2 separate regions of the Homo sapiens genome follow, and region 1 is linked to region 2. A link is a contact called in ENCODE Hi-C or POLR2A ChIA-PET data. All regions are on one chromosome and are shown on one strand. The core of a region is the stretch at or near the end of the contact, and the rest is flanking DNA. Distances in the headings are between cores, read along the strand shown.

Region 1 (2,707 bases), core at 91-2,590, 340 kb before region 2:
TCAAGTTTCTCTGAAAGAGGTTGGTGCTTGCCACCAAGAACTTGCTCTGCAAGCATGGGCTCTCCTCCCGGTTCTCACCGTGGAAGCCATGCCCTGGGCTGATGGACTTGCTTTGCAATCCCTGCTGGTAGCAGGCAGCAGGCAAGCCTGGATAGCCTTGTCGCAGTCCCACTGCCCCCAGGCCTACAAGAAAAAACCCAGTAGCCACTACTGATCTCGGGGCTGTTTATTCCCAACTGGGCTCACTGATACCCAGAATTACAAGAGGCGGATGGAAAAAGTCTTGTCCTGAGTCTCAAAGTGATGCTGAGACCTCTTCTTCCCCCTATTTCTCTGACCTTGCTTGGGCAAGTTTCTGTCCCATCCCATTTTGTGTCTAACTTTAGCTTTATTTTGATTCTGGCAAATACATTTGCAAGGAATAGTGATTTACGATAAGAATTCCTTTTCTCCCTGGCATAGTAAACATGTAACCGGAGATGGTTATACCAGTGCATCAGTCAATTGCTCTGGTTGAGCTGGGAGGAAGGGCTGCATGGATATTCAGAAGGCTTAGAAGAGTGTGCAGGCAATAAACACCATCTCTGAGTCACAAAACACTGAGTACTAGGGAGGCATTTTGAACTCCTCTCTGTCCCTCCAGAGGATAGGGGAAGGCAGAACCATCACTATGTTGGCAGCCTTAGATTTTAGATTTTATTGCTTGATGGTGGCCGGTGTCAACTCTGCTTCTCAGAGTAAGTCTTCATACTGAATGGACAGTGAACACCTGAAAATGAGTGTTCTTATAAAATTGTCAGCTTGTAACATTTCCTGGCCCCCCATGCAACTACAGGCTCTGATATCTGGGACCATACTGACTGTCCAACCACGAACTTAGCCCTCTGAGTTTCTAAGACACCCTGATTAGCAGGTGGGCTCTGTGCTACATCTCTGCAGCAGCTGAGGTCTCATCTGCTTGTTGAGACTCCAGTCTCACACTTGGTCTCAGGACAACAAGCTCCCCTATATGCAAATGGCCCTACATGCTCCCAATGGGGTCTTGATTCCCTGATTTGCAATCCACATTCAATAACAGTAGCAAACATTTCCTGTGCACACATTGTGTGCCAGATATTGTTTGCTCCATACAAAGATGAATCAGACACAGATGCTATCCCCAAGGTGTACCTATTCTAGCTGGGGAGATAGATGGGTACATGGATGATTCCATTGCAGGGTAATAGAAGAAGAGGTGAGAACAGGACACTGCAGGAGCCTTCATTGTGACCCTAACCTAGATATGGGGGAAGGGTAGTAATCCAGAGAGGAGTTCCCAGAGGAAGTGAAACCCTCCCACACTATTCCTGCCACAGAAGCCCTGATTCAAATCTTGTCCAGATTAGCTGGGCACAGTGGCTCACACCTATAATCCCAGCACTTTAGGAGGCTGAGATAGTGGAAGGATCATTGAGCCTAGGAGTTTGAGATCAGCCTGGGCAACATAGTGAGACTCTATCTCTACAAAAAATTTAAAACATTAGCCAGCATGGTGGCATGCACCTGTGGTCTCAGCTACTTGGAAGGTTAAGGCGGGAGGATCACTTGAGTGTAGGAGGTCAAGGCTGCAGTGAGCCTTGATTACACCACTGCACTCCAGCCTGGGTGACAGAGTGAGACCCTGTCTCTAAAACAATAAAATAAAAACTGTTCCCCAGAGGCTGCTTCCTGTTCCGTTTCTGCTGCAGACGGCTGGGCCTTGCTCTTGATCAACAGCCCACGTAGACCTAAGATGCACCATTGCATGTGCCCTGCCTAGTACTGCTGGGGCTGGGCTGCAACCCCACACACAGCCACCAGCAGGGCCAGTTGGGAGCCTGGCCCACAGGTGCTTGTGGCTCTGGGTCCTTCCCTAGTAGCTTTGCTGGGATCCTCCTAACCAAGTGCATTTAAATGAAGGTAGGATCTTTTGTAAATTGTGGGTTCACCCCCATTCTCACTACACTCAAAGAATTCTACATCATTCCTGGTAATACAGATTTCTGTAATATATCTTAACTATTTTGGCCACTCCGTTCGGCACCGATGATGTCATATTGGTATTGTTCTACTCTTGACTTGCAGTGGGCTGGTTTTTGAGTATCTAGTATATGCTTCCAAGTGCTACAAAAACAGATTCTCAGGAGGCAAAGAGGAACAGCCTTGGCTGGCTGAGGGGATGGATGGTCCTCTTGCTGCCTTTGAAAAAACCTGTCCTTAAGAGCTCTTAGCCTGCCTGCTGGGGAAGTGTGGTGGCCCAGCCATCCTGACTATGGTATGGCCAGATGTTTTTTGAGAACAAAGGGATGTGGATTTTGGTGCAATTTCAGTAGGTTAGAAGTACAGAATTAAAATACCTAATTGAAAAATCAAACAAATGAATCTTTTTCTTTGATAAGAACCCATTCATGACAATTGTGACTTCTGTGTAATGCTCTATTCTTTCATTACTTTAATTCTTCACCAAACTGAGACTTGATCTGTTTAACCCACTTGGAAATTGAATCACGGCTTGCCTTGCAGTACTTTTTCCATTTATAAACTTTGTCTCTGTAATAGATGATTGAGGCCTTGAGGACTGTGTCCTGCTTCTTTTTATTAGCCTTTTCCCACTCCAGCCATCCTTTCCTAGAACTTTGCTAAGCTCATTTGAACCTTGCTCACTAGGCACTGGATTATAGATGTCACT
Region 2 (2,798 bases), core at 282-2,781:
AGCTTCACCCAGCGCACTGGCCAGTTGGCAGCCAGGACAGGGGAGGCAGCATTCCTAGGAGGCAGCATCATTCGGGAGGCAGGAGCAGAAGACGAGGACTAGATACAACCAAATTGCCATTCATATGACCCCTTTGGTACACAAAAGCCGATGAACCTGTAGAAACTCAGCTATCCTGTGCCTGTATGTGATGGAGATGCAATGCTATACGATTTTAGGTGCAAATGACCTGGCATTATCAGGCCCCAAGGTTACTGCTTGAGTCCCTTGAAGCTAGCAGTCTGGTATTGCACTCCCGTACTGTCTAGGGATCCCTGGACCTTTAGGGTATCTTGAGGGGTGGGGGTCCTGGCCTGTGGCACTGGCTGGAGGTCTTGGTGAGTCCAAGTCACCTGACTGCAGAAAAAACAGAGCTTGCAGAAGGCCGTTCCTCCATTCCTACCTTGCAAGTGGCTTTGGGATCTAGATTGCCTATTTCAGGGCCTATTTATAAGCAAATTTCTTAGATGGAATTTTTTATGCCTCAAAATTTCAAAGGATTTTTAGTCAATTAATATCTTCCACCACCCTACTAGATGGTTTCTGGTTGCAGTGGGAGAGAGACAGAATGACACAGCCTACAGTGGATTTCTTCAAAGATGCTCAGGAATTAGAGAATCTGTTTCCCCACCTCCGTTTCCTTTCTGGTCCTGTTTTCAGAGCTCCTTCCCACGCTATCAGACACATGCTGGCTTATCATTGCCTTTGACAACTAGCTCAGTACCCGGTAGATGACTGAAAAGAAGTGAAATCTGCTGTCGCTTTCGATATGTGTGATTGGGCTTCTGTCCCCAGGACCCCACTGAGACACTGAGAACCACCCAACCCTACTGACACTTTTCCACTGAGATCTCACTCCCATCCCCACCTCCACTGCTCTCTTAGTTCAGGTCTCAGTCACCTCTTAACCTGTATGTCTTCTGTAATCTCCAAAGTGATGATGTTCTTGACTCCAGTATGGGTCTCTCCAATCCATTCTGTCTTTTACTCCCAGGAAGGTATAACTAATTGCCAACCCTGACTGTAGCAAGCTGAATTACAGCCCCCAAATATATGCAGGTCCTAATCCCTGAAGCCTATAAATGTGAGCTTATATGGAAAAAGGGGTTTTGCAAATGAGTTAAGAATCTTGAGATGTGGAGATAAGCTTGAACCATGGCCCTAAATGCCATCACAAGTATCTTTATAAGAGGGAGGAAGGGGGAGATCACAGTGAAAGAAGGAGGCGATGTCACCACAGAGGGATAGTTTGAAGTGTTGTGGCCACAAGCCAACAACCACCAGAAGATGGAAAAGGCTACAAACAGATTCTTCCCTAGAGCCCCTAGAGGCTGTGCAGCCCTGCTCACACCTGGATTTAAGACTTTTGACTTTCAGAATTGTGAGAAAATAAATTTCTCTTGTTTTGAGTCACTCCATTTGTGGTTTGGCACAGGAAACTCACAAATGAGCAAAAATCCTGTTGCTCCAAACTACAAAGCCCTCAGTAGTCTGAACCATGAACATTCTTCAAACTCATGTCTCTCTCTGCCCCTTACTTCATCCTTCATCCTTGGCCATACTTACTCTACCAGCTCTGTGGGAGCTCCTAGTCCTTCCTCTCTCTGAAACTCTCCGATGGTTCACCTTGTGGACACCTGCACATAGCTCCTGTCTGGTCTTGAAAGTCATCACCTTTCTGAAGCCATGGAAGTCTGTTCCCACCTGTTCAATATGTTTGATTTTTAGTTCTCTGTGTAACCTACAATTTATTCCACTTGTCTATTTATGTTTTTATCTTCTACTAGACTGGAGGATCCTTACAGGCAGGGACTGAACCTGATTTACTTCTGATAACCCTATTCCTGGTATAGCAATTGTCATATAGTGGAAGGCTAGTAAATGTTTTAATGTTTAATGTTTAAATAAAATCACTTCTGTGCAACAATTTTATACAGATGTTCATTCCTCCTCCTTCTTCTTCAAAAATCCTCCTCTGACTCTAGCACACATTCCCCGTTTTGTCCACTGTGATTTTTGTGATTGTCTTTCCTCATTCTTCTTCCCTGGAATTTCATGTCATATCCACCTCAAATGGCATTGCCTATAGGTCAATTTTCAGTTTTCCTTCTCTTTTAGCTCTCCCATGTATGGTCTTTTTGAGTAATTTTGGTCATTCTTCTATGTCTTCGGCTTCTAAACATGGTTCCTTCCTCTCCTCTGAACTCTTTCCTACCTGCCCACTGGAAATCTCTGCACGGATGTCCCACAGACACTTTTAGCCTAACATGTCAAAAACAGTTTTCTCCTCTTCTTCCCTCCCTATTAATCTGGACAAGAAGGGCCCCTGGGCTAGAGTTCTGGAAGCCAAGGTAGGAAACAAGAAGAGTAGGATGAAGCAGAGCAGAAGCCGAAGGCCTTGGAGTCAAGAGCACCCAGTGCCAATGTCATGGGATTGTTCAGATTAAACTTTTCTTTGAAAGGCCTCGGCATAGATGCAGAAACCAGACAGGAGACCACAACCAAGACACCAAACCAGGCCACCAGGGAGGGCTGTGCAGGAAGGAAACAGTGCACAAAAATGTTCTGCAGAGACAAAGCCTCCAGGGTCTTCTTATGGGGCACTCTAAGATGTCAGTTGGGGTAACATCCACTGCTACAATTCCTTTTTCCTTTTACTCAGCTGTTCACATTAGAAACCTCAAAGTTATTCTTTCTCTTACCTCTCCTTTAACCCACCCTGCTTAGCAGATTCTAGGTTAAAGGGAGCTCCTATTTTC

Evidence for each region. Hi-C counts contacts between places; a loop is a spot of excess contacts on that map. ChIA-PET counts read pairs that join two places held with the same protein, here RNA polymerase II (POLR2A). Pooled maps may share reads with other maps.
Region 1: a pooled map shows a loop between it and region 2 (2.0-fold over the local background). The contact joins two enhancer-like sites. A Hi-C loop is called at or near these places in 1 of 50 pooled maps. POLR2A ChIA-PET finds 5 or more read pairs at or near these places in 2 of 52 experiments (H1 and WTC11).

What each region holds. Positions count from the first base shown.
Region 1 is chr1:229,136,089-229,138,795 of GRCh38, reverse strand. All of the region lies in intron 1 of LINC02815 (long intergenic non-protein coding RNA 2815), which reads left to right. Among named protein-coding and RNA genes, the nearest start is that of LINC02815, 17 kb to the left of the region's middle. Within about 2 kb of position 1,340, at least 2 of the 41 ENCODE cell types and tissues checked have a DNase peak (open chromatin) inside an H3K27ac peak, as active enhancers do.
Region 2 is chr1:228,792,989-228,795,786 of GRCh38, reverse strand. No RefSeq gene overlaps it. Among named protein-coding and RNA genes, the nearest start is that of RHOU, 59 kb to the right of the region's middle. Within about 2 kb of position 1,531, at least 2 of the 41 ENCODE cell types and tissues checked have a DNase peak (open chromatin) inside an H3K27ac peak, as active enhancers do.